Linked DNA regions of Homo sapiens: regions 2, 3, 4, 5, 6 and 7 are each linked to region 1. Evidence: chromatin loops called from intact Hi-C (ENCODE). Cell type or tissue: OCI-LY7. All regions are shown on one strand.

Evidence for each region. A loop is a pair of places that touch in the nucleus more often than their neighbours do. Peaks named below come from ENCODE experiments on the same cell type or tissue, not always from the same donor. Only the 100,000 strongest peaks of a DNase experiment are listed, where the experiment ranks them.
Region 2: a loop joins it to region 1, with 5 times the contacts of the local background. A loop is called at or near these places in 10 of 110 quality-filtered maps.
Region 3: it touches region 1 in a loop (2.9-fold over the local background); 12 of 110 quality-filtered maps call a loop at or near these places.
Region 4: it touches region 1 in a loop (4-fold over the local background); 2 of 110 quality-filtered maps call a loop at or near these places.
Region 5: it touches region 1 in a loop (4-fold over the local background); 46 of 110 quality-filtered maps call a loop at or near these places.
Region 6: a loop joins it to region 1, with 2.4 times the contacts of the local background. A loop is called at or near these places in 25 of 110 quality-filtered maps.
Region 7: a loop joins it to region 1, with 12 times the contacts of the local background. A loop is called at or near these places in 23 of 110 quality-filtered maps.

The regions. Positions count from the first base shown.
Region 1 is chr6:156,562,323-156,566,322 of GRCh38, reverse strand. No RefSeq gene overlaps it. Among named protein-coding and RNA genes, the nearest start is that of SNORD28B, 190 kb to the right of the region's middle. RefSeq lists an enhancer at 1,804-2,053. In OCI-LY7, CTCF peaks have their summits at 1,566 and 1,769 (motif pointing left); DNase peaks (open chromatin) are centred at 832, 1,762 and 2,392; H3K4me3 peaks cover 958 bases; H3K27ac peaks cover 1,089 bases.
Region 2 is chr6:156,750,301-156,754,300 of GRCh38, reverse strand. No RefSeq gene overlaps it. Among named protein-coding and RNA genes, the nearest start is that of ARID1B, 25 kb to the left of the region's middle. RefSeq lists enhancers at 1,173-1,272, 1,463-1,532. In OCI-LY7, CTCF peaks have their summits at 1,368 and 1,570; DNase peaks (open chromatin) are centred at 440, 1,320 and 1,920; H3K4me3 peaks cover 1,656 bases; H3K27ac peaks cover 2,464 bases.
Region 3 is chr6:156,850,712-156,854,711 of GRCh38, reverse strand. The region is part of intron 2 of ARID1B (AT-rich interaction domain 1B); the gene reads right to left. Among named protein-coding and RNA genes, the nearest start is that of MIR4466, 73 kb to the right of the region's middle. RefSeq lists enhancers at 936-1,631, 1,632-2,329. In OCI-LY7, no CTCF peak of the experiment used is centred here; DNase peaks (open chromatin) are centred at 2,361, 3,161 and 3,491; H3K4me3 peaks cover 2,393 bases; H3K27ac peaks cover 2,474 bases.
Region 4 is chr6:156,281,479-156,285,478 of GRCh38, reverse strand. The region is part of intron 2 of LOC101928923 (a long non-coding RNA gene); the gene reads left to right. Among named protein-coding and RNA genes, the nearest start is that of SNORD28B, 95 kb to the left of the region's middle. In OCI-LY7, a CTCF peak has its summit at 2,207 (motif pointing left); a DNase peak (open chromatin) is centred at 2,198; H3K27ac peaks cover 1,523 bases.
Region 5 is chr6:157,017,187-157,021,186 of GRCh38, reverse strand. The region is part of intron 4 of ARID1B (AT-rich interaction domain 1B); the gene reads right to left. Among named protein-coding and RNA genes, the nearest start is that of MIR4466, 240 kb to the right of the region's middle. RefSeq lists an enhancer at 2,044-2,093. In OCI-LY7, CTCF peaks have their summits at 1,187 and 1,995; DNase peaks (open chromatin) are centred at 56, 596, 1,196, 1,996 and 1 weaker place; H3K4me3 peaks cover 2,259 bases; H3K27ac peaks cover 2,281 bases.
Region 6 is chr6:156,940,657-156,944,656 of GRCh38, reverse strand. All of the region lies in intron 4 of ARID1B (AT-rich interaction domain 1B), which reads right to left. Among named protein-coding and RNA genes, the nearest start is that of MIR4466, 160 kb to the right of the region's middle. RefSeq lists a silencer at 1-202 and an enhancer at 2,125-2,626. In OCI-LY7, CTCF peaks have their summits at 2,006 and 2,207 (motif pointing left); a DNase peak (open chromatin) is centred at 2,176.
Region 7 is chr6:157,273,262-157,277,261 of GRCh38, reverse strand. No RefSeq gene overlaps it. Among named protein-coding and RNA genes, the nearest start is that of TMEM242, 48 kb to the left of the region's middle. RefSeq lists silencers at 2,067-2,626, 2,827-2,916, 3,347-3,506 and enhancers at 2,301-3,132, 3,133-3,965. In OCI-LY7, CTCF peaks have their summits at 353 and 2,383 (motif pointing right); DNase peaks (open chromatin) are centred at 2,391, 2,671, 3,391, 3,831 and 2 weaker places; H3K4me3 peaks cover 2,176 bases; H3K27ac peaks cover 1,294 bases.

The DNA of each region.
Region 1 (4,000 bases):
AACCCTGAGCTGGTTACATGATCTTTAAACCTTCATTTATGCACAGAGCATATGCAGGAGTTAACTGAGGTGATGTACAAAAAGTGTACAGATAACTATTAACAGTCATCTCGATAATGGGAACGCAAGAGAACCTACAGTGTGTGCTTTTGTAAAACATAGGTAGATGTGAGAAACAGCTCACTTGTACAGTCAATCCTTAGTGGCCCCAGGACAGAGGACTTCTGTGAATTATGGCCCCAGGAAACTTCACTGGAATAAAGACATCCAGCCACTGTACCCTTGAGTGCTCTCAGCTGAAGCCGGGACTTTAAAGGGCCTTGGCATACACGGTGGCTTGTTGTCTTAACCTCAGTTGGGATGAGATAGAATATTCACACCCCTGTCCCCAGCTAAGTTTTTATTAACATTGAGACCCCGTGTGTAGAAGAGCTTTGTGACTGGGTGGTATAATCTATGCAAACGTTACCACACGGAGTTGTTTCTTTCTAGTTTGGTTCACCTTCTTTCCGCAGTGGAGCCGCACGTGTGTTTGTTAGGTGGGTTGAATGCCCTTCCTGAGAAGGAAGCATCTCTCCATGTCTGTGTGCAGGAGAGCGATGACAGAAGGCCACTGTCTGTACCCGGAAAAATCCCAGGACAAGGAGGGCAAAGAGCCCTGGATGTGAGTCCAAGATCTGCTGTCACGTTGTATGGATGTGGGCAGGTAAGTGCCGGGCTCAGAGTCCTCATCTGAAAGATGAAGACCAGAGTTGCCCCTCCATTTTGCCTTGCAGCATTTTTCTGGGTATCAAGAACAAAGGTGCAAGAGTCTTATTCATTCATAAAAGGAAGTTCTGACACCTGCCACACCACAGCTGAACCTTGAAAACATCGTCCTACATCAAAGAAGCCAACGCACTAGGACAAATATTGCAGGATTCCCTTTATGTAAGGTTCCAAGAATAGGCAAATTGATAGATGCAGAAAGGAGAATGGGCGTTCCTAGGGCTGGGGGCCAGGGGATTAGGGAGCTGGAATTTGATGGGTCCAGAGTTCCCGTTAGGGACGATGGAAAAGTTCTGGAGATGGATGGTTGGTGATGGTTGCCCAAGAATGCAAATGTACTTTATGCCACTGAATTGTACCTTAAAGACGGTGAAAATCGTAAATTTTTATGTTGTCTATACTCTACCACAATAAAAATAGCAAAAAAACTCCAATAACCATGGAAAGTCATGGTACAAATTCAGGTTATAATATGAAACGTCAGTTCTCTTTTTCCCAGGGTAAAAGAGACATGGAAAAGAGAGGAGACGAGGGCTGATGGCCTGTCTGTTGGTCCTTGACGTTTTCGGCTTTGCCCGAGCCTGGTGGCTGAGCAGACGCAGAACCAGCAGCCGGGGCCTGGGCCTGGCTGTGGCCCTCTGTTTACTCGTCCTATCCTTGTTTCTTCTGTAAAATGAGGCATTCATTCCAGATGGCCCTCCACGACCCCACCTCACCCCCATAGCGCCACAATTCTCAAATTTCATTCACTTTCTTTTGATCTAGCTCTGTTCTTTTAAGTAATGTCATCTTGGCTTACTTTTTATAAACACATGGGAGCAAATCGTATTTGATTATTAACTTAAAAAAAAATTAAGAACCACCAAGGTGCTATAGGTTCTGAAAAACACCCTTTCCAACGATAAACACCCCATGCAGGGCTTGGCGGCCCAGGTGGCCGAGTCGCCGGCCTTGGAGGGGGCAGCCTTGCTGCTCTTCTGCGCCCTCTGGTGGCCTCTCTCCATCACCGTCGCCACCGCACAGGATTCTTCGGGGCTTGTGCCTTGGGCTGGGTGAGGACACTCACTTGTCTGAGGAGGAGATTTACTCTGGCAAACTTGTGTCTGGTGCTTCGAGTAGAGAGATGGAAAATGACAACTTTCTATTCTGAAAGGCTCTCTATTAGTGGCCGGTGATGAAGATGCCAGAAAAAAGTGGCCCATCCATTATATTTATGTTGTGTGATATTGGACCACAGAGGGTAAAGTCAATGAGCAGAATAAGTAATTGTAACAAGCATTTTCATTCCCTTGGCAGGAATTTACTCATTAGCAGTATACCTATTTTATACGGGGAGATTAGATAAATTAGAGATTAAAGAAAGTGGAACAGATGTTTTTCCTCTGATAAGCATCATTCTATAAGAAAACTCCAGAGGGTTAGAATCAGTGCAGAAAGCAGGAATGCACATTATTTTTTGGTGCTTCCACATTTTGAGAAGGCAAAAAAAAAAAAAAATACTAGGTGGGGGGAGGTTGGGCCAGCGCAGGGTTGCACGCGTACAGCACACCGACACCTCCATTGTAACGTGACTAATAATAGAGCCTTCTGTTTTTTGAGTACGTGCTAAGTGCCTTGTGTACTTTGTGAGCTCTGTGCCAGGTGCTTTGTGGATGTTCTCTTTAATCCCTCCAGTGACAGCGGTGGGGCAGCTGTTTTGTTTCTATTTCACAGATGAGAAAGGCGGAGAGGCTCCAAAAGGGCTAATGATTGGATGGAGATTGGGTCAAGCAGTGGTTCTCAGCCGGCAGCATCATCATTGCCTGGGAGCTTGTTAGAGATGAAGATTCCAGGCCCCACCCTAGACTTCCTGAATCAGAAACTTGGTTGTGGGGTGTGGGGATCTGTACCTTTTTTTTTTTTTTTTTTTGAGATGGAGTCTCGCTCTGTCACCCAGGCTGGAGTGCAGTGCCTCGATCTCGGCTCACTGCAACCCCCACCTTTCGGGTTCAAGCAATTCTCTTGCCACAGCCTTCCGAGTAGCTGGGATTACAGATGCCCGCCACCATACCCAGCTGATTTTTGCATTTTTAGTAGAGACAGGGTTTTACCATGTTTGCCAGGCTAGTCTCAAACTCCTGACCTCAGGTGATCCACCTGCCTCAGCCTCCCAAAGTGTTGGGATTACAGACGTGAGCCACCATGCCCGGCTGTGGATCTGTTTTTTTTTTTTTTTTTTTTTTTTGGCGACGGAGTCTTGCTCTGTCACCCAGGCTGGAGTGCACTGGTGCGATCTCCACTCACTACAACCTCTGCCTCCCAGGTTCAAGTGATTCTCCTGCCTCAGCCTCCCAAGTAGCTGAGATTACAGGCGTTCACCACCACACCTGGCTGATTTTTGTATTTTTAGTAGAGATGGGGTTTTACCATGTTGGCCAGGCTGGTCTTGAACTCCTGACCTCAGGTGATCTACCTGCCTCGGCCTCCCAAAGTGCTGGGATTACAGGCGTGAGCCACCACACCCGGCCGGGGATCTGTATTTTTAAGGAGCCCTCTGGTGACTCTGATGCTGTTGAAGTTTGGGAGCCACTGACCTAGAGCACTGGTCCTCAATCCTCACTGTGCATCTGAATCCACTGGGAGGTTAAAAAACAAAGCCACAGGGGCCTGGACCCCAACCCTTGGAGCTTTGGATGTAATTGATATGGGTGGGGCCTGGGAAATTGTTCCGTGCAGCCAGGCCCCAGGCCCAGTGGGGCGGAGAAATGGCGTGGTGGGAACGGAACTCAGGGCAAGTCTTGTCTCATCTCCAGACCTCTGCTTGGAAGCAACCCGGGCCATTTCTTCAGTTCACAGCCTGCTTGGGTTGTGGGAGACCGCCGAAGACATCTCCTGATTCTACCCAGGAGTCAGAAAGGGCTAACGGCCGGGCAAACAGGTTCCACGTGGACCTGCCATTGTGTGCTCGCCAAACCCAGGGTGGGCTGCCATCCAGTTTTGGCCAGGTGGCTTGACCAGAAGTTGGCTGCTGGTCTTCTGGGGGAGATTTTGTTTTCCTTTAAGAGAGAGCTCCAGGAGGAGACAGCAGATAGACCTCACAGCCTCTCCTTCCTCTGAACTGTGTGGTATAGGGGGCAACGCCTGGCTGTTGCAGCCCTGACTCCCGGACGCTCCCATCTGAGCAAGGGGGGAGGGTGGGAAAAACCTGCCTTGACGGGGCCACCGACAGCACCGTGGCCACTCTGCCTCTGCA
Region 2 (4,000 bases), 190 kb before region 1:
TCAGGCACAGTGGCTCACACCTATAATCCCAGCACTTTGGGAGGTCAAGACAGGCGGATCACTTGAGGTCAGGAGTTTGGGAGCAGCCTGGCCAACACAGTGAAACCCATCTCTACTAAAAATGCAAAAATTAGCTTTGTGTGGTGGTGCATGCCTGTGGTCCCAGCTACTTGGGAGGCTGAGGCAGGAGAATCACTTGAACCTGTGAAGCAGAGATTGCAGTGAGCTGAGATCACACCACTGCACTCCAGCCTAGGTGACAGAGCAATATTTTGTCTCAAAAAATAAAAATAAATAAAAATTTTTTAAAATCTTTTTGAGTCAAGGTCTCACTCTTACCCAGGCTAGAATGCAGTAGTACAATCACAGCTCACTGCAGCCTCAAACTGCTGGGCTAAAGGGTTCCTCCCACCTCAGCCTACCAAATAGCTGAGACTGCAGGTACATGCCGCCATCCCCGGCTAATTTTGTAAAATTTTTTTGTAGAGACATACGATCTCACTGTGTTTTGCAGCCTGGATTTAAACTTCTGGCCTCAAGCAATCCTCTTGCTTCAGCCTCCCTCGTTGCTGGGATTACAGGTGTGAGCCCCTGCACCTAGTTCAGCAAACATGACTCGTAAAACAAAAAAAGCTGAGTTTGGCCCAAGTTTTGTGGGATCTAAAGCTTTAATAGTTTGGCGGGGGAGTGGGGGGGGGTGCTTTTTAAAGAAAGGAATACCAAATTATTAATAAATACTTAGGTACAAAAGTTTAGATTTACTGAGAATAAAAATAAAAATCACGACAATTTAAGTTGTAGTTAAGTGCCTCAAAACATCACAAAATCCGGGACTAAAATACAAGCTTCAATTATTTTATTATAACCAATCCCTTTCTTTTTTATACATTTTATTCCTTACATTTTTTGGCTATATATTCTTTGATCACCTCTTAATGTGACAATAATTTCTAAGTATCATCTTCTATTTTAAAAAAGTAGAGAGATAAGTCTGTCTTGTAAGGATAGATTAGTCTTCTAACACAGTAGGTCAATATTTGTGGTTTGTTGGTTTGTTTGTTTTTAGAGATGCGATCTTACTATATTGCCTAGGCTAGAATGCAGTGGCTAGTCACAGGTGTGACTGTGGCACACTACAGCCCCCAACTCCTGGTGTCAAATGATCCTCTTTGCCTCAGCTCCCGAAGTAGCAAAATTTATTTGTTTTTAATCAGTCATAGTTGAGAAAAGTTTATTTTAGCTTCACAATTTGTTATTGGTAGTCGAGGGGAATCCTCAGACATAACTTCAGCCCTTTGATCTCACAGTCACAGCAAGCTGGTCAAGGTCGACTGGGTTTTACCACACCCAGTATCCCTGCCACCCTCGGCCTTGCCAGGGCTGTTGTCAGGGGCAGAGCGTGTGCCAAAGGGACCATGAAGCCCGGTCACATGGCCCTGGGGCTGGGAGTAGAGCCGTGTCGCAGAATGTTTTCCTTGGGGAAGAGGCTGATGTCCTAAGGTTCAAGTTGTCACTGGGGCCTGGTACCCAACCCCCATGCTGCAGCTCCAGGACTACCACTAGGGTGAGCAGAGTGACCTCCAGGCTGGCAGAGCTGCCTTCCTCTAACTCTCCTGGGGCTACTTCTTCTTCCCGGACCTTGGAAGTGTCTTTGCAGACTAGGGAGCTGAAACTGAAATATCAGCTCCAAGGTAAATCAGACTTTTGCAGGGAATATGGAAAACAACTTTCATAACAGCAGCAATAATAGTAACAATGGTTAGAGGAACAACTGTTTCCCGCTCATATGTCCATAGAGAGGAGAAAAGGTCTACTCTAATCTCCTCAAGTGATAATATGAGAACACTGTGCACTTCTTTCTGCCTCCTCAACCATTCTTCCACCAGGCAGGAGGACTGCAAAGTTTAGAAGAAAGGCCTCAACGTGCTTGGCTCAGCCCCTACTGTTTTCTCTCCTTCAGAGCTGCATCTCCCAGAGAAGCTGCATTCTTGTCTGCGTGGTCTGTGCAAACAGCCTTATTGGGGACACTTGTTGTTGTCCCACTCTGCCATCAGGCATGAAGCCCATTTAATTCAGGAATACAGTATCAGCAAGCTCATCTGTCCACAGATCTAAAATCTCTCTCTGCAATCAGACCTACCTGAAATAAAGCTAACATTGTATTTTGATTTTCAACTCTCATTCTTGCCTGTTTCCACCCTTATTTCTCCATATGAATTCTAATTTCAAGACAGGAAGATAAGTTCTGTATATGAGATACCCTACAACTCTAATAATAAAGGCTAATTTAGAGAGATTTTCAAAAACTGGTAAAACTAACAAATTAGAGAACAATAACATGGGGAGAGAGAAAATGGAGCTACTGTTGAGCTTTAGCTTTTTTAAAAATTAAGCATGACATACTCAAAATTTAAGGGTAACTTCTAAAAGGAATAAAATACGTGTCTTTCAAAACACTGGAGGAGGAAAAAAAGGCAACAAACTCAAGAAATGCAGTAGAGAGCAGGAAAAAGTAAAAACCCAAATAATAAGAAAAAATATGGTAACTAGAAAACATAAAATAAGATGATAGAAATAAATCCAATATAAGGAATCCTCATAAATGTAAACATGAAACCACCTGTTACAAATCAGAGATTATCTGAATTGAAATACAAATTTTATCTATGTTTTATGCTCTCATGTTCTTCAGAAACATAAAATACAATGATTCTTAAAATTTGAAGTAAACTTATTGAAAAATATTTCAGGTAAGTACTAAACAAATAAAGGTAATGAAACAATACCAATTATATGAAATAGAATTTAAGGCAATAATGTTAGGTATAAAAAGTCATTATTGACTAATAAAAAGAAGAGTTATCAAGAAAATAAAACAATCCTGAACTTGTTTGCACCCAACAATATAGCCACAAAAATATATAAAGATAAACAATGATAGATAAACTAAAAGAAATTGTTAAATTCCCCAATCATGGTAGGTTTTTGTTTTGGTTTTGTTTTTTGCATGGCTGATACAGAGTAGTTTTATTCTTTTTTTAAAAATTCCGGGATACATGTGCAGGATGTGCAGGTTTGCTACATAGGTAAACGTGTGCCATGGTGTTTTGCTTAATACCATCACCTAGGTATTAAGCCCAGCATGCATTAACTAATTTTCCTAATGCTCTCCCTCCCGCCATCCCACATGGTAGATATTTTTAACACATCCCTCTCAGAAACTGACATAGCAAGCCAATGAATAACTAGGAAATATAAAATGTCTTGAACAACACAATTAATAAGCACATTCTAGTGGACATATACAGAATCCTGCCCCCAATAATTAGAGGAAACAGATAATTAGTAGAGTGACCACAGTCTAGACACAACAAATACATCAACAAATACAAGCAGGCCAGGCACAGTAGTGCACACCTGTAATCCCAGCATTTTGGGAGACCAAGGCTGGCAGATCGTTTGAGCTCAGGAGTTCAAAACCAGCTTGGACAACATGGTAAAAACCCTATGTCTACAAAAAATGCAAAAACATTAGCCGGGTGTGGTGGTGCGGGCCTGTAGTCTCAGCTACTCAGAAGGCTGAGGCTGGAGGATCACTTGAGCCTGAGAGGTTGAGGCTGCAGTAAGCTGAGATCGTCCCACCGCACTCCAGCCTGGGCGGCAAAGTGAGACCCTGTCTCAAAACAAACAAGCAAACAAACAAACAAACGAACGAACAAAACCCAAATACCAACGTATTCACTTCCTACAGAGCACACTTCATATTACATACAATGCAATGTAGTCAGAAATGTAAAAACCAAAAAAATAGTTTAGAAATTCTATCATTTTAGCCAGGCGCAGTGGCTCACGCCTCTAATCCCAGCACTTTGGGAGGCCGAGGCGGGCAGATCATGAGGTCACGAGTTTGAGACCAGCCTGACCAACATGGCGAAACTCCGTCTCCACTAAAAATACAAAAATTAGCCGGGCGTGGTGGCGGGCGCCTGTAGTTCCAGCT
Region 3 (4,000 bases), 290 kb before region 1:
TGGTATCTAGAGGTGGACACAATTCCGCGTGGCAGGATGGCCGGGATGGGTGCGGGGGCACACCGCGACGGTTTACAGCAGCAGGCTGTAAGCACTGTGGAACAGGCCACACTTCCTCAGTCCTGAGACAATTTTGTCAATTTTGAAAGCTGACCCAACATGTTCCCTGGGTCTAGAGAGGCTATTTAATAAGCTTAACATCCCAGAGCCTGGAGGAACCAAGCAGACACCTGAATCTTCCGTGCTCTGCTCCAGGACAAGCCCCTACCCCTGCTTCACAGCCCCAAAGGGCTTCCTGAACTGCCTCAGGTTATGGGTCATAAGAAACCTTAATTTTCTGAATTCCACAGAAAGTCCCCAAGTACAAGTCAATAATCACTCAAAACCAAGGAAAACAGCCTTTCAAGCTCATTCCAGCTCACCCTGGCAATTCCGTTCGTTCCTTAGTGCCCCCTGCCAGAAAAACAGAAAGAGGAGGGGGTAGGAACAGGTACTAGTAGCTAGCTTTGGTTGATAAAAGGAAATTGTTAATGTCACAATTCACAACTCCCTGAAGAACGACATGTTTTATGAAAACATTCATAACGTTCTCACCAAAAAAAGTTTGTTTTTTAGTGAGTGAAAACATTAAATTATTTACAAGTATCACCTCATTTAACCTCACAAAAATTTATGGAGGGCTGGGCACAGTGTGGCTCATACCTGTAATCCCAGCACTGTGAGAAGCCAAAGTGGGGGATCACTGGAGCCCAGGAGTTCGAGACCAGACTGGGCAACATAGTGAGACCCCATCTCCACAAAAAATGAAATTAGCCAGCATGGTGGTACATGCCTGTGGTCCCAGCTCCTCAGGAGGCTGAGGTGGGAGGATCACTTGAACACAGGAGTCCTAGGCTGCAGTGAGCCGTGGTCGTGCCACTGTACTCCAGTCCGGGCAACAGAACAAGGCCTTATCTTAAAACAAAACTAAAAACAAAACGTATGGAGGCAGGTAATACTATGAGACCCATCTGACAGATGCAGAAGCCATCTCTTCGAGGTTAGGGCTGAGCCTCAGAGCTCAAAGACAAATAGGAAAGAGTACTGTGCCATAAAGGTGAGACCACAGAGAACAAGAGAAGCTGTGCTGGCAGATGGAGGAATCAGAGTCAGACATTTCTACACCTTGCCCCCTCTTCCACCACAAAAAGCACACGTGGGAGGAGAAAAAAGCACCTGTCCTGCAGCCTCCAGCTACTGCTCCTACAGGGTGACCCAGGTTAAGCCACTGCCTCCCTGGAAAGGAAGCTTGGGCCTCAAACTGACCACCCTAGAGGACTGGGTCTACCATTAGGATCCATTTTCATGCCCGCGGTGGGAAAATACTCATCCTCAGGACAACTCTAGGGCTCTGAATAAAAACACACAATAAGATTGTTTTAAAGAATATATCCAAATATTTCAAATTCATTTTTACATAGACTTTCATCTAGTCTCACAACACATTTCAATACAGGCATACTTAAGTACTATAATCCCAATGTGTTAAGTAAGATTTAAAGCACAGAGTTAAACCTAGAATTCTTAAGTCCTAATTCCTAATCCAGTCCTTAAGCACTGTAAGATTTTAAAGTACCACCCTATACCATGGTCTTAGTAATTCCACCAGTCAAACCGATCACTGTATGTGCAAATGATGCATGTAGCACATTCCTTAAGGAAGCACAAAGCTTCCAGCCATTATCCCTATCAGCATTATAACAGGCTACTCCACTTCACAGCAAGCTCACCAAGACATGAGGGAAGCTTTGGGTTTTCAAACCTGTTTGTTTAGTAAACCTTTTGCTCTCCCAATTAAGTGAAGGAGGAAGAAATATTAAGTTATAAAACAAAACTAAACATGAAACGAGAGGCTCCTACTTTCAGAGTAAGTAAGATAGCTGTAGCTGGGGTCGCTAATATCTGAAAGGTCTAAAATAGCATAGAGTTCACAGGCACGGGAAAATATAATACAAGTCATTAGCTATTAATAGAGCCAGAGAGCCCACTGTTGTAATTAAATCATAGTTTAATCCTCTGTATAATCCTCTGAGTTAGTCTTGACATGCTTCCTTGTGGTTAGTTTTGGAAAAACATCTGCTAATGGTAAAATTGGGGGCTCAGAGGGGGAAAAATTACATCCTTCTGGTTGGAATAGTCATATGAGTAAGTCAATGAAAACACTGAATTAATGAAGGTCCAAATCACTGGCTCTTAATTTTTTTTTTTTTTTAAGAGACAGGGAAACAGAGTCTTCTTGCTCTGTTGCCCAGGCTGGAGTGCAGTTGCCTCATCACAGCTCACTGTAACCTCAAACTCCTGAGCTCAAAGGGTCCTCCCACTTCAACCGCTCAAGCTTGAGACTACAGGTGCACATCACCACGCCCTGCTAATTTTAAAAATTTTTTCTGTACAGGGAGGTTTCGTTATGCTGCCCAGGCTGGTCTCAAACTTCTGGCCTCAGGCAATCCTCCCACCTCGGCCTCCCAGTGTGCTAGGATTACAGGTGTGAGCCACTGCGCCCGGCCTCAAATTTTTTTTTTTAAGTCAAAAGAGACTTAAACACAGAAACAAACTAAATTTGTGAAGGCTATTACAATTGAACAAAATATTCTGATTCGAAGTCCCTATATGCTCTTGCGAGAGGTAAAGAATAGAAATATAACTTTACCCAGTTAGGAAGGAAATATGTAAGTAACAAGTATTTGTACTGAAAGCATCCCTTTTCTAGACCAGCCTTGCGCTGAGATAACAATATCTCCATAATACCTTTAAAGAATGAGAGGCTGATTCAAGCCACAGTCCACAGGGATCAATTTACTGCCAGTCAATTTGCTAAAGACCATTTAGCTAGCTATATTCAAGCCTAGAATCTTTTAAAAAGCCAAATCAGCTCTGAGTATGTGCTGGGCTTTTTCATTATGTTAGTCTTCTACGTGAAGCACTCGACCAATAAATATTCAAATAAATTAACTGTGCCAGTAAAAAGTTTACTGTACTTAGTCATTTGAATGCAGAAATAGTAATTTTAACAATCTGTGCACAATTCCATGTTACGTTGGGCAGGCCCAGTTCAAACCCACTCCTGACACCCTACAGCTATAAATTATTTCTGGAGCTTGAAAGTGAAAGACAGGCCAGGTCTGAAATAGCACAACAGTTGGACAGTTCCAGCTTCAAGAAGACAAACCCTGTAATAACCTAGATCCAGAGGCTTCAGAAGGAGTCTAACTCACTGTCCAAAAGTGGGGGGAAATCCCTTCCAGAAAACATTCTTCTTTTTAAAAACGTACTCTTCATTGTTATTTCCTAAATATACAATTAAACATTGGAGTGTCAAAAGCAAAGCAGAAAATAGAGAATGCTAAATAAATAACCCGGAACAAGTTGAACCCTTCACGACTGAATGGTCTTGGAGAACAAATAGGGTATCTTCCTCCTCGAAGTCTTAAGATCTGGGTCCCCTTTCTAGAAGCAGCCCCTAGTGCTTGCAGGGGGGCTCTGGCACACACAGAGAGAGGCCAAGGTAACTGAGTCTTTCCCTAGTTAAGTCTCCTCCTTGGGGACATTTTCTTCATGTAAATTAGCAGTGTTCAAAGAGCCAGACCTGGCTCATTCCCCCACGGTAATAAATAATATAACCACACAGAACATTCAAAAACACTGCCCAATGCTGTTAATAAATACGGGACAAATACGCAAGGTTCAAAGATTAATGAAGCACCTCGTTCCCTTCATACAACCACTTGTTATCTGTGAGTGGAAAGATGATGGGGGAATTTTTGTGACTTTCATATTCCTTTACATTATCTGGACACTTTACAGTAAATACTTATCATTTCTCCTGTCAAGGGGAAAATATTTAAGCCATTTTCCTTTTTAATTTTCTCACTCAATGTGGTTTCAAAGAACGGATAGCAAGTTTAACTGCTTCAACCAGGTTAGTGGTCTTCAAAAGGTAACCTTAGTAAAATTTAAATAG
Region 4 (4,000 bases), 280 kb after region 1:
CTTGGATGATTTATTTCCTCCTATATTCCTGAGATATGGCCCTGGATGGATGCCCAAGGTGTAACATACAAGAACTATCAAAGATTTCAGTATCAGGTAATTAAATCCTTAACAGAGGTTGGCAACCATTTTGAGGTTTATAGATAAAAGAGGGCAGGAGAAATTGCAGAAAGTTTAGCAGAGAAGCACAATAGCTGTGGAATATTTCATTAGGAGATTGCAGAGCCGATGCCATAATTATTATCAGTATATGAATATTTCTTATATGAAAGAGAGTGATAAATTTTCTCCTGCCTCTAGTGAACGTCAGAGAAGACGAAATGAGTCTTAAGCATAGTGTGAAGGATTTAGGCTAGATAATAAGAAAAGTTATTAACTACCTTAGTAGGTTCGAGAGAGTCTAAGAAATCTCCTTCTCTGAAAGTCTTTAAAAATGATAGAGATTTTCCTATCAAGGAAGGATTAAGTGTGGGCCTGCCTAATGTAGAAGAATAAACAAAATAGCCTGCCAGAGTCTCAGCCAGCACTCAGATTCTATGATTCTATATATATTAGAGAGCACATAAAATGCATGTAAAATTGATTTTTATTTTACATTTTCCTTTGAGAAACAAAGAAAAATAGATAGTGACATTTTTAAGGCTCAAGTTTAATTTTCAGACGGTTGTGGAACAACATGTTGCTATGGGGTTGGGTGGTAACGTCAGAGGGAGGCACTGGGCTGTGACAAAGTTGACTCTCATTATTTTTCCAAATTATATTCTTGTTGCTTTTCCCCGAAACTTTAAAATAGGTTCATTTAGTTGAGTAAATGTCTAAGCTGGGATTTTAAGCCCCATTTGTATTTCAAGGGATTATACCAAATTACCTGGTTTGCAACGCTACAAGTAACTTCCGGCCCTTGCCTCTTCAAGCCTGTTCTGTTGATCATTCTTAATTGTTAACAGCATTTCGTTCAAAACTCTTTGTATTTTCTCTGGTGCTTTTCCTCTCCTGCACATTCCTGTGAATGGTGTATTCTTTGTAAATACAGTCTGTGGAGAACATCCCTTCCTAGGCAAATTGGCAGCTCAGGGAATAGTTGGGTGCTTACAATGTCATTGAAAGTCGCACAAATCAATTGGCAAAAATTATTTTCTGTGATTATCTTGTTTTTGCAGTTACATTTTTAATTTTGACAGTTTAAGTGTGTTTAGGGTTCACGATAGTTAAAGGCCACGCAGAATGTGGGGCAGGTCACTGCTGAGATTCCTACTGCTTGGCTAATAAGGTTTTCTTTGGACTTTTGGTGTCATTTAATCTCATTAACATTGAAGAGAGATACTTTAGAACAAAACAATTGAACAAATATTTATTGGGTGCCTGTGATGTGCAAGGTATATAAAGGGTAGAGTGAGGCATAAAAATTAGGAGCCCTTGCTTTCAAGATCCTCACTAATTAACAAAAACTAGGTAGTAATAAAATAAGGATACAGACCACATAGAAAATGTACCATAAAGTGGGACATGATTAATTGACAACAGATTATACAGGTGAAGAGTACTCGATTTTGGAGAGAGAACTGCAGGCTGTATTAGGATCCTTTCATTCATGACATCTGAGTTGGTCTCAAAGATGTTGATTAAACAGAAAACGGGCCTTCCAGAATGGTGAAATAATGTGCGTAAATACAGAATAGGAGAAAGCAAAAGGTATATTTAGGAGCCATTAAATACAATTTGGTTGAAAGGGAGACTTTGAGCAGGAGAATAGTGGAAAAAGTTTGGAGACCAGTTCTCAATTAATATCAAGTGGATTCATTTTCTATTGCTGTGGAACAAAGTACCACAAATTTAACAGCCGAAAACAATACCCATTTATCATCTCATAGGTCTGTAGATCAAAAATCTGGGTAGACACAACTGGGTCCCCTGTTTAGGGTCTCACAGGACCAAAATCAAGGGGTTTGGAATTAACCTGGAGGTTCTGGAAAAAAATTCCCTTCTAAGCTCATCCAGATTGTTGTCAGAATTCAGGTCCTTTTGATTGTAGAATTGAAGTCTTTATTTTCTTGCCTGCTGTTGGCCAAGGGACACTCTCAGCTCCCAGTGCACACACTGAAGTCCTTATGCATGGTTCTCTTATCTCCGCAACAGAGGACTTCATTCATGTTGAATCCCATGTAACTCTTTGAATCTCTGCCTTCCTCTTCTGCCACCAGCTGGTGAAAACTCTCTGCTTGTAAAGTTCTCATATGATTAGCTGAGGCTCTCTCAGATAACCTTTCCTTTGATTAATTCAAGGTCAGCTGATTAGTGACCTTAATTACATTTACACAATGTCTTTTGCCATGCAATAGAACATAATCATGGGCAAAAGGGACACAAAGAGACAAAAATTATGGGAGTCAGCTGAGTACTCTGCCTACCAAACCAAGCCTATCAAATGATGCCACCACGTCCTTTCACGTTGCCTAAGAGCTCAAACCTCAGGAAGTGTGTGTACGATAAAGTAACTAGTTTAAATAGTGGTAGAAATGTGGTAGAATTTGGCACTTTTATTAACTCTTTTATTTTCAACCAAATATCCTTTTCATAGAGAAAAAACAATGAACCTTTAAGGGAAGTTCTTAGATATTCTTCTATTCATCTTTCAAGGTTATAAGCATGTGAAAGGCTTTCTTATGCCTCTAAAGACTTTGGCAGTGTTACTGACTTGACCTAGAGGAGAGGACAAACTTGAAAGAGTAAGAAAAATTCCCCTGAGGGTGTGTATACTATTCATAAATCCTTTTTTCTTTCCCTGGCCCAAATATCCTTATATTTACTACATTTTTTAAAGAGTCATGTCATTCCACAAAAAGTACAAAATCCTATTTCAAGGCATAGACAGTAGTAGAGTTGGTGTTGGAATTTAGTTAAGAAAAAAATAACTCTAAATGTTTATAACTAAAATTTACCATGCTAATGGTATTCTCCAGTCCAACATGCTTGCAACATGTTGAATCATTCAGGGAAGAAATAGCGTTTATTTCTATCTCTCTCACTGAGCCATTGCATCCAATCTGAAATTTGACAGTTATCTGAGTGGGCAGCAGAAAAAGGGAAGGCTGAGTGTATAATGCAGAAAATAGTGTCTTGTACAGTATCATCAGAATGAGTTGCTGATGCAGTGTAGCCAGTTACATGCAAACAGGTTAAATACTGCCAGTCAGCACATTCCTAGCACCCCTAGCAGCTTTGGGCAGAGCAGGGAGCAAGATGTTGCTGAGTGTTTGAAAATGTTTCTTCTTCTTAGACTATGAAAGAAGCTCTGTCCCTTCACTGGATGCTTGACTTCATTTAGGAAGAGTGTTAAGACCTTTCTCATAATCTATGAATCCTATGCTAATGGATGAATGCAAATATTGTTATCACCTTCCATTGACAGAGGACTACATTGTTACAATGGAGAAAAGTGTTAATCCTTTTGTAATTAATGCATTATTGAGGTCAGCACATGTCAAGGATGTAGTTGGATTTTGGTAAATTAACTTTGAAGTCCTTTTCTTAATTCTCATTTTTCCTTTATCTTAAAAAGTAACCATTGCATATAACTTTGTACTTTTTCTTTTACCAATGATATAAGACTTAGTTTTTATGTTGAAATGAAACCAAACCAGACAAAAGGTGAATAGGAAGGGCACATGGCTCTTACTATCCTACTCTCTTAACTCAACACAAAGGAAAATTCAGCATAGAGAAATTACTTTGACCTTGTAGTAAAGAATAACCATTGGTTAAATGACTTCTAGGTTTCATTCCTGGAAAGTAACTAGTTCTTATTAAATTGTATCTATTATGATTACTATTAATATCATTTTGACATACATATATAAGAAGATGGCCAGACATTTCACGTACTGAAGCAGAAGTGCGAACAATCACTATGTCTTAAGTTCAGCAGGGCTAGAGTGATGGGATGGAGTGTTCAGGAGTGATTTCCTGAAAGAGGTGGGTTTCAGTCAGTGCTTTCCTGAGT
Region 5 (4,000 bases), 450 kb before region 1:
CGAGGCCTGAGAGCTGGCGGCCTGAAAGCGGTCCTGCGTCCTTCACACCCTCTCTCTAAAATCCCCCTCTCTCAAGCGGGCCCTGACCAAGAGTAAAAGCGCAGCCGAGGAGGGAAGGACGCCGCCGCCGCGCAGGCATCCGGGCAGGGACGGGTGGGCGGGAGATTCCGGGCCGCTGTTCAGGGCAAGCGCTAAAAGTTTCCGGGTCCCCGAATTTCTCATTTCTTTATCGAATTCTGCAAAGAAGTAACGTTCCTTCGGCCATTAATATTGTAAGAATGTATCGTTTCTAGCCATAAGTTCCAGGTTACTTTTTGTAAGAAAATTAAGGACTCAAGTAGATCAGCCAAAGAAACCACGTACAGCATAAACTCACGTACCACTCCTTAAAAAAATAATTTATTGAGTTATGACCAAGAGTTATATAAGGGGAGAGGTAACAAATCTTTGGTGAGGAAAAAGCGATGGAAAAAATATTAGAGAAGCATAATTTTGAGGAAATTACATATAGTTTGAAACCACCACTGTTTAATATTTTGACTCGCGATCTGAGTAGGAGAAATGACCAAGCTAGGCTGTTGTTTATGTGATGCCATCTCATTCAGTTCTACCTACTATTTATAGCTCCAACAGCATCAGAAAGAAAAACACATGCCTAGTGGCTAAAGCATTCAAACACAACCCCTTATAAAAAAGTTAAAGTTTGGGTTAATTAAAAAAAATTAATTTCATATTAAATATATATTTTTAGGTTCCAATTTACAGTTATGTAGTTATATATTATCGCAATAAAAAGATCTGCCCATGGACTGGTTTTTGGTTTTGAGACATGTTTAAATTACATCCCTTACAGAGTGCTCAACTTGTATGGGGGTAAATGACTAACATGATGTTATCTACAAGGTTAAAAAGCAAGAATAAAGAACTAACTACATTTTAGGTCAGTTCTTCATCAGAGAAGGAATGTTAAAAATTTATTTCCATCCAATTTATTTTCTAAATATTATTAATTTTCTTAAATAAAACATTTCCTGAACGGCAAATTTGCTTGTTATGTCTATTCCCTCCTTCCTGAAATGACTTTCTCCTATCCCTCTAACAGCTTTGTCTTTTGCTACTTCTTCATCCTCCAAGTTGTGCCAATTTGTTTCACTTTTTATTTATCTTTGCTAAAAGAGAAAGGCAGGGGGCGAAAAAACCCTAAAGGACTTAAGATTTTCAGATGGTTCTAGCTCTAGAAACATAATGGCTGCATATGAAGGGGAAGACAGGAGTCGTCCAGATACACCCAGATTTTCTTTTGGCTTGGTGGGAAGAATGAATGGCATGGTTGTGTCCTCGGCAATTTGACATGCTTGTGGTATATCCGCGGAGGTGACCCGCTGGCAGCAGGAAATACAGGTCATGGCACAAGTTGCAGGAGACTAAAGAACATGGATTCGCAGGCAATTAGATGACAGTTGAGTGAGCGTGGATGACTGAGTTTTATCATAAAAAGGCATCACAAAGGACGATAGAGCCTAAAACAGAACCTTCAGGAGTACCAACATTTAATGGACAAGTTCTTCCCTCCTTCCTTAATGAAAGCAAAAGCCACCAGGCTAGAAATTTTACAATTTCAGAACTGCTTTTTCCTCCAAATCTAGAGAGAAATAGGAAGTGAAACATGGACTCAGGTAACACTAAACAGAACTAAATTTAACTCCTCCAAGCAGTGGCTTTGGAGAAGTTAGACAAGTTTCTTAGCATCTCTGGGCCTCAGCTTCTTCATGTATATGACGACAGTCTGCTCTGATGGTTGTTATGAGAATGAAATCAGCACTTACCAGATGCTGGCTATAAACATCATCTGACCATTCCTGAAATACAGACTAGCCTCCATTCCCATTACCAATGCCTTAACTGAGACTCGCATCTCTCCTCCTAAGCCTAGAATACTGTGAAACTGGTTTCCTTGACACCAGGCTCTTTCCAACCCATTCTCCCTCACAGTGCCCCCAGTGTCCTCTTCAGATAACAGATTTGAACATGTCATTCTGCTTAATATCCCTCAGACCAACAGAACTGGGTCTAGACTTCTTACCTCGGGATAAAGGGCTTTGGAGAATCTGTTCCTAATCTGCCATATGATATCACCCCTTACCTCAACTCATTATTGGAATATGAAGCACCCTGTCATGATTTCTGTGCTGAGCCTACCGTATTTTTTTTCAGCCCTTTATTCATACAGATCCCTTCACTTTCCCTGTACATTTGCCCTTTGAGGTCATGCTTCCAAGTCTTCCCTGACCCCCCATGGTTGGAATGTACTGCACTTTATGTACTACTGCACTGGACTGATAGAATTTTACTGTTGTATATATAATCACATATATGTCTATTTTCCTTTTAACCTCTATGAAGGCAAGGTCCATCCATTGTGAATTTATGTATATTTTCCCACCTGCAAAAATCCATAGAAAAGTTTGCTACAGATTAATTTAGCTACTAAATTTAAGCAGAAATGAAAGAGATGTGCTGGAAACCAGAAATTCTCATACGCCAGAAATCCAAAACTTCAGATTAGTAAACGAAGAGTAAGGCTGAGACCTGAAGGTCTCACATGTAGATGGGTAATAATTTTTGACAAGTATCTCCAGGAAGCAGAGTTTTATCATAAAAAGGAAATAGTTATGCCGGGCACGGTGGCTCACGCCTGTAATCCCAGCACTTTTGGAGGGCAAGGCGGAAGGATCATGAGGTCAGGAGTTCGAGACCTGCCTGGCCAATATGGTGAAACTCTGTCTCTACTAAAAATACAAAAATTAGCTGGGTGTAGTGGCACATGCCTGTAGTCCCAGCTGTTGGGAGGCTGAGGCAGAACAATCACTTGAACCTGGGAAGCAGAGGTTGCAGTGAGCCGAGGTTGTACCACTGCACTCCAGCCTGGGCAACAGAGCAAGACTGTATCTCAAAAAAAAAAAAAAAAAAAAAAGCATACTACTTTTTGTTTAGACATTCTTTCCTACTAAAAACAAGTCAGTTTCCATTTTACTTATTACTTTACTTTTATTTAGAGACATGGTCTTGCTCTGTTGCCCAGGCTGGAATGCCATGGCACTATCATGACTCACTGCAGCCTCAACCTCCTGGGCTCAACCTATCCTCCCACCTTAGCCCCTTGAGTAACTGGGACTACAAGCACATGACACCATGCCCAGCTAATTTTTTTTTTTTTTTTTTTGTAGAGATGGTGTCTCATGTTGCCCAGGCTGGTCTCCAACTCCTGGGCTCAAGCAATCCTTCTGTCTGCCTCAGCTTCCCAAAGTGCTGGGATTTCAGGCATGAGCCACCACACCCAGCCCAGTTTCCATTTTAGAGATGTTTAGGCTCTAGACATTTGCACCACAGCAGAAGGAGCTATGTTGACTTTCAATTTCAAAGCAGATTCTGAGAAGCTATGACATTCTAAATATGAGGCCTTCTTTACTCATGGATTGTCCTAACTACAGGTTTGTTTTCAGATGAATGCAGTCTGGTCTCAGGAAAGACCCCTAAAAAGGTTAAAAAGCAATTACCTAGAGGAATATGAGTTTTTATTTTAGAATTTCAACTAGCACTGCTCATTTGTTACTACTGATGAATTCCTAAAGAAAGATGCTAACTAAATGCCTTAAATCCCTTTGGGAACAAGGTAGTAAGTAAACATATATTTTATAAAATCTAATAGTCATTTAATAGCCAAAACAAACATATTTTATAAAATCTAATAGTCATCTATTAGCCACAACAAACAAACAAAAAGAACATCTTCCTGTGGTCCCCAATAGATGTTTTACTGATTGGAAGTATTACTCTTGAGTAGCTCAGTGAGTATGAATTATTTCCCAATCTGCCTTCCCAAAACTCTCCCTAATCAATAATGTGGCTTTAAAATTTACCAGAATTGTTGATGGATTACCAGAGGTTTCTACACTGGGCAATGACATTTGAAACAAGGGCAATCCACCACTATAACAAG
Region 6 (4,000 bases), 380 kb before region 1:
AAAGCAACTGCCACATGATCAACTTGGTTCAGAAAACCATCCGGTTGGCATTAGCCTTTGCATTACAAAGATTTCGGCGTCCTGCAGCTTTTTCATTTATTTGGTTGGCTGGTTGGTTGTTCTGCCTCCCCCTTCCCTTTCCCATGAAGTTTTTTCCTTTTCCCTAGACTTCCCTATATGCAACGACATCACGGCTCCCAAACTGATCATACAGGAGAGGAAGGAGGACCTCTGGAATCTCTAGGATGAACAAGAAGAGGGAGACCACAGGAAGGTCTGCGGCTCTCCAATGGCCTGCATAGTAAGATTATATACTCAGTAAGGCAACCCCAAATCCCTCAATAAGTTCAAGTGTCCCTGCTACAAAAGCAAATGGCATCGGAGAATGGAAGAGAGGCCACCAAGCAGCACACAGGAGCCGTTTCTGAAGATTTCAATGTACCCGCACTTTACTCACTCCACTGACTTTTTCCCAAATGCAAAGGGCCCGTTTTTATCAGTGCTTTTTCTCATACACTAACAAAGATGGCTTTTAATGTAAAATTTTGGAGCTAGAAGGTGCTAGAGTTTCCTAAATCTAACTTACTCATTTTTCAAAGAAACAGAAGCTCTGAGAAATGACGTGTATTGCTCAAGGCCAGAACCTTAGCTGAGAGTCTGCCCTGTTGGCATTCAGTGTGGCGATTAGAATAGGTCTCCCAGCCAAAACATATTATTTTATAAAAACAGTAAAGCAATTGTTTCTTCCATACAAGTCATTATAAGCTGTTTATTTTCATTTTTGTGAGGAGGAAAAAAGGCAAGTAATATAAACTACTTTCAAATCACAATTTTTACAATGACCCGATGGTAAATAAAATTGTAGTTAAATATTTATTTCATTTCAGTCTAATAATCAGGTTAAATCAAGAGCTCTAAAAAATTAGCTATTAGTAAGTGAGTGCTAAAAATGATATACGTAATTTTAGAATATTCTCACATGCAATGAACACGTACCATATGCACAGATGCATGCATACAGACAGCAACAAATACAAACCTGTGCACTGAAAAATGTAAATGGTATCTCAATCACGAACCAAGTAGAAAGATGTGCACACCATGATCTAAAATTGGGTACAATTTCGGTCCTGTGGAAAGAGACAATCGTACCAACATGCTTTTTTTTTTTTTTTAAAGAATGCATTATGAAGAAAAGTAGTTGAGAAAGCTTAGTCACTTTTTTGTGGCTTACAGCTTTTTTCTCCTCTTTTATTCCAGGCTTAAACAAAGTTCAGTGGGGCATCAAAATGCCTGTTTTAAATTACAGTCTATATTTTAAAATAGAATGCACGCACGGCATGTTCCTGAAGCTAGGGGGTGGGAGTGTTATTCACGGAAAATTGAAGGCTTGTTGAGTCAATAATCTTCTTTCACACAGTAACAATTTTCCGCTAAAATTTCTTGACCCAAACAAAGGAAAACAAGACCATTCAGTTATTTTACAACAATTTAGAGAAGGCAAAAGAAAAAGATGAGAAAACAAGAGAGACACCTCTAAAATCCTACATTGTGAGGGAAGAATGGGAAATTTTGGCTCAGGTAGAACCTTCTCTACATGTATTTATTTCCTCTCCTAAACTGACAGTTAACATTAAAAATTGTTACTTCCAGTCCCAAAGAAACATAAAAGCAAATAACCAGTCTACAAATGCTACTATGAGCTCCTGCTGGTTATATATCCCTTGTTATATAAAACAGATGTGTGCCTTCAGAGTTACCTGCGAAGTGAAAATCTGTAAATTAAAAGCTATTTCCCACCTAACTTGGATAATATAAAGTAGAATGCATTCAACGCCTCACACTGGCCATTGCCTGCAGGAGCTGGAGGCAGCAGATCCCAATGCCCAGGAGAAGCAATAGGAGGAGGAGGATGGGTGGGTGAAGATGGTGGCATCTAGCCCAACATGGCAGGCACTGCCATGCCAAAACCAGAAGTGCAGGCTAGGGTGAGAAGAGGGACCTCAGAACATTAGAGTCATGTGTTTTTTTTTTTTTCTTTTTAGCATAAAAAATAAAAAGTTACACTTGCAGGAGCTGCAGTCCTGCCCTGGCCTCTGCACCATTGTGGAGCTCCTTGTAAGCTCTGCTCTAGGTGGCTCTAGACTCCCTGAGACCCACTCTGGCTCCCCCTTCTGCTGGCCTGAGGCCCATGGGGTCCACGCTGCCTCTGTGGCCCAGGCATCCAGACCACAGAAGAGCTCCGTGGCCTCACAGAGGTCACTGGAAGAGCTGCAAGCTGGTCAAAGCCTGCCCATCCCTCACTTGTTATGGCAAAATTTGTATGCTGACTTTTCTATTAGCCAGGAATATCTGCATTTATCATCTCTTACTTAATGAGCCTCATTTATCAACTATAGATCATCCTTATCCTTCTATTATCAAAACCAATATCCTGCAAATCAGTTATGCTTCAGCCTCTCTTAATCTCCAATTTTGTCTAGTGTCTATTTTTTTATAGTACTCCTTCATACTCCTTCATTAATTTTTTAGGAACTAATTGACACTCCTATAAAATGGGTTGAAATTCATTTCCCCCATATTTTAAATGGAAATCTTCAGAATACTATATGAAAAAGTTTTCAGGGGCATGCTTAGTTGAAATGTATTTTAAAAAATTAAACAAATTCTTAAAATTAAAACATTACCACTAAGCAAATATCTCAGCTATGACGAATTCAGAATTTTATTTTAACGGGAACTGAGTATGTCAACTTAGAAACACTTTGCACACAAACATCTGAATTATTTAAAAGCAAACTATAGTTCTTTCTCAATATTAATTTATTCAGACTTTCCATTATATTTAGCCTGTTTTTTCCTGGAAGAATTCCAAACTGTTAAGGTTTTATTGAATTTTCATTTACAGAACAAATATTTAAATGGAAGATTGTTTTGAAAGAAGGAGACAGACATACCTTCCTGCTTCCTACCTTGTTCAAGTTCAAGCATTATCCTCTATTTTCAAAATGACTATCAATATCATGAAAATATCCTAGGGAATAAAATCACAGGATATCACATCCTAAAGAAATAATCCATTTTGGAAAATAAACATCTGTCAGAGTCACTATCATATTTTCTAAATTCAGGTTTTCCAGCAAGGTCCTGAAATGCTCTTAATCTTAATCCAAAAATAACTGATATCTCCAGATAGAACAGACCAGTGATGAAAATTATGTTCAAGAACTTGATGAATCCTAAGAAGCTGAAGTATTGCATGTTCCCTTTAAAACTTCCCCAAGACATCAAAATGCATCTGTACCTTTGGTTTTGAAACGATGCAGATGATAAGGTATGCCTGTAGCTGTTCTGGGGGACAGGGCACCATCCTTCAGAGAACCTCCTCTTCCTCCCTGGCACAGGAGGCTTCCATTTTATAAAGTATTTTCTCTGAAACTCTAAAACTCAACATAGCCTAATAACATTTTGAGAATACTGATAATAAACAGCTTAAGTCTTCAGCAACACACAGGCATCATCCATGCCTGAACACTGAGATAAGCCTGATGACAGATATGGGTTTTCCTTCATTAACTTATAATTTTTTTAATGTTCATAAGGATTTGAGAAGGATCAATCAACGGAAGACAGCTCCACTCTTAACCTTTTAATGACAACCATTTAAATCAACCTCAAATAAAAAGGTTTCAAAATACTTCATTCAATAGCCATACACCTAATTCTTACCTGGTAGATTTTAACTTTTGCCAAAACCTGCCAGCTCACAGGTTCAGATGGTCTTAGCAATTTACATTTCTAGCTGGGTTGGACTGAGAACTAGCAAAAAGCTGAACCCAGTTAAAAAGCTTTTCCCGGTAGTTTCCAATCATTCACAGTATTATCAAATCTACATGCTTAGAACATCCATATGAATGTCAGCAATATTCAAACATGCTTCCAAAACACATGACCTTTTGCCACTAACCAACGTAAGTGTCATTAAAGATTAAGAAACAAA
Region 7 (4,000 bases), 710 kb before region 1:
TATTTTTTGAAATCTTACTCTGTGAGATTAGTTTGTCATTTAAGGCTATTGGTATGTAGCAATTGTAATAGAGAACTCTACATTGTTCAAAAGAAGCAGTACACACACACACACACACACACACTCCCCTCTCCGTGCAGCCCCTGCACCCCCTCTTTCTCAACTCTCCCACAGCCAGCCTGGCCCTGCTCCTGGCCTGCGAGACCCCTGGGTCTCTTCCCCACCCCCATCCTTTCTGGACACTTTCCGCCTTATTCTTCCGGCAGCTATCTTGCTTATTTACCAGGGTCGTGTCTCCTTAGAAGGTCACATCCCCTGGTCCTGCCAGAGCGTGGCGCCTGTGGCCAAGGGGCACCCTCCCCAAGCTCACCTCCTCAAGACAGGCCCAGACTCTCCACATCTTCTGAGCCACATGAGCAAAGCACCTGCCATTTATAGAGGCACCGAGTCCTAACTGCAGGTCATATTTTCAGAGAACAGCCCTATTGATGAGTCTAGGAAACTAAACTCAAAAAGTGACGGCAAAAGTCATAGTTCCAGAAAGGTTGGCATGTGGCATTATTCCACTGCAGACAGTGACATCCAACCCACTTAGGTAGACAGATGCACCTTTTCGTGTGCGGCCATCATGGGGCACTGGAATTTTAAACCTTTATAATCTACTTTCCCCATTTTCCCTCAGTGAACATGGCTTGCTCTTCTAACTAAAGAAAGTGAAGGAGGGATATTTGTGGCATGTTTGTTTTTTGAGAATAAAATAATCGTTGCCTACAATACATGGGTTGATCTAAAACCCCAAGCAGTCCCCAGGCCCCCTCCCTCCCTGGGGAGTGGAAGTGCTTGGAATCCTCCTTGCTGGGACTCAGGGCTGGGCTCTTGCCTTCTAGGGCCACTCCGGTGAGGTGAGATCATGACAACTTTCAAGGTTCTCTCTGCCTTGGGAGTGAAGCCCTGTGGACTTTGCACGCCCACCTGGAACAGGCCTGCTGTATGTGGAACTGTGTCCCCACAAAAGGTATGTTAAAGTCCAAACCCCTGGTGTTGAAGATTTCAGTGTTGAAGCCTTCTTTGAAAATCAGGCCTTTCCATTTTCAGCAAGTTAAAATGAAGCTATGTATGTATACACACACACTTTATTTATTTTATTTTTATTTATTTATTTTGAGAGGGGGACGCTGTCTCACTCTATCACCCAGGCTGGAGTACAGTGGCGCGATCTCAGCTCACTGCAATCTCCGCCTCCTAGGTTCAAGCGATTCTCCTGTCTCAGCCTCCTGAGTGACTGGGATTACAGGCACCCGCCACCAGCCTAATTTTTCGTACTTTTAGTAGAGATGGGGTTTCATCATGTTGGCTAGGCTAGTCACAAACTCCTGACCTCAGGTGATCCGCCTGCCTTGGACTCCCAAAGTGCCGGGATTACAGGAGGTTTTTTTTGTTTTGTTTTGTTTTAAACGGAGTCTCACTTGGTCGCTCAGGCAGGAGTGCAGTGGCGCGATCTCGGCTCACTGAAACCTCCGCCTCCCAGGTTCAAGCGATTCTCCTGTCTCAGCCTCCTGAGTAGCTGGGATTACAAGCGCCCGCCACCACCCCTGGCTAATTTTTGCATTTTGGGTAGAGATGGGGTTTCACCATGTTGGCCAGGCTGGTCTCGAACTCCTGACCTCAGGTGATTCGCCCTTCTTGGCCTCCCAAAGTGTTGGGATTGCAGGCGTGAGCCACAGCGCCCGTCCAAAATGAAGCTAAATTTGATGAGAGTGGGCTCTACTCCAAGACCACTGTTGTCCTTGTAAAAGGAGAAAAGACAGACACAGGGACACAGGGCCATGTGGCCACAGAGGCAGAGACTGGAGTGACGGGAGACAAGCCCCGAACACTGAGGACCCTGTACCCCAGAGGCCAAGAGAAAGGCATGGAACAGATTCTCTCCCCCAGCCTTCGGGGACCTTGACTCTGGACTTCCGGCCTCCAGAACCGCGTCTGTTGCTTGAAGCCTCCGGGTCTTCGCGGTGCAGAGAAGCGCCAGGCCTCCAGGGCCTCGCCTCCCGCCGCCCGCGCCCGGCCCCGGGTCCTCCCTCGGAAGCCGCCTGTCTGTCTGCCGCCGAGTCCCACCGGGCTTCGGCCGGCACTGCCCGTTTACCCTCCGTCCCTCCCATCCCTCCCGGCTCCTAGAGGAGCTGGGTCCGCGTCTAGCTCCTCGGCCCTCCCCGCGCGCTCGGCACCGCGCACGGCCCACGCTGGACAGATGTCCCCGGCCCTCTCCCCGGACGCCCCCAAGGCCCCTGCCTTCCAGGCCGAGCCTCCGCTGCCGCCGCTTCCCCGCGCTCTGCAGTCCCCGCGGCGCTCCCGGGGCCGCCGCTCGGCCGTGGTGCTCGCTTCGCCCAGCAGAGGGCGGCCGAGGCGCGGGCCTAGGCGGGGCTGTCGCCGCCTGTACGGGGCGGGCGGAGCGGGGCGCGGGCGACCTGACAGCGAGGCCCGGCGGCGCGTCCCCACAGCGGCCTCCCGCCCCGTCCGGGACCGGGGCTGCGGGGATGACCCCTAGCTGGAGGCCTTGGCTGCCTTTTGCTCTTTTGTTTTCTGTCTGGTCCCCTGGAACCGGGGCCACTGGAGGCTCCCGGAAACGCGCAGGCGACATCTCCCCGACCGTCCTCATCAGAAGCCCACGGAGCCCGTCCCGCCCACGCGTCCTGAAGGCGTGGCTGCGGGTGCCGTGGTCCCCAGGTCCCGCGTCTGGCCGCGCCCACCTGGCATCTCCCTGGACGCCCCCAGGCGCAGAGACTGAGCCTCCTCCCGGCTGCAGCGTCGGTCCCCGGGCGTGGCCGCCGTTCCCTGTCCCCCGCGCGTGCTCCCAGGAGAGTTCAGTCCTCAGCGCCCGCAGCTGCACCCTCTCGGAGCCCCTCATTTACCCACCTGTATCCCACTCCCGACCCCGGAACTCTCAGCACCCAGGGGCCGCCCTCTGCATGGTGGCTGCCAAAACCCAAAAACCAGAAGTGGGCTTTTCCTAGTGCCTTTTTGAGATCTAAGTGGTGTTTCTGGCGGTTTGGGTTTTAAGGTGCCATTTTCTGTCTACTTTCTTTACTTTCTCGAATGACTTTTTCTTGTTATAAGTAACTACATGTTCAAGGTCAAAAAATGAGAAAACATAAGCAAAAAAGGCACCTGAAATCCCAGCTTCCATCAATAACTATAGGAATATTTTGGTGTCTGCTGCCACATTTTCCCCTCTGCGTGTGGGTGTGTGTACGGTGATATGTTATTTTTCCAAAATAGGGATCCCTCCCATCCACCTCGGCAATCTGCTTTTCCACAGAGCAAGGCAGTGAGAACGTCTCTCTGTGAACCACAGTGAAGACGCACCCAGCAGGGTATAGGAGCTGGGCCCGCTGGGAGGGCGAGTGTGGGCGGGGCATAGCCGGCAAACCCAGCCCACCCGAGGCCTGGCCAGGGGAGGGCCCTCCCTGTGAGCCTCCTGGGGGCCCATGGGCCCTGTTACCTACGTCGCCTTGGTTGGTGAGGTCTCATCCCTGGCTGCAGCTGCCGGGCTTCAGGGTGTCCTTTTAAAGAGCACCTCGAAGAAGAAAATCCCATCCTTTCCTCTAGTCCCGGAAGAGTCCATCTGCAGTTGAAACAACTCTGCCCTTTGTAGAGTGGCTCTTTCTTGTGTGGATTTAAATACAAGGAATACAAAACAAATTCATATTGACCCCAAGGAGCCCCATTCCTCCCTCCGCCTCCGGACAACTAGGGTGCCTCCAGATCAGCAGTTCTCAATGAGAGGCTGGGGGGAGGGGGTTGGTGGGTGGAGTTTTGCCTCTCTTCCCCCAGGGGACGTCTCTGGTATTGCCTAGAGACACTAAGAGGGTGCTACTGGCACCTCGTGGGTAGAGGCCAGGATGCTGCTAAGCATTCTGCCATGCACAGCACAGGTCCCCACGAAAAAAGAATTCACTGCTGAAAATGTCGGTAGTGCCCAGATTGAGAAATCCTGTCCAGATGT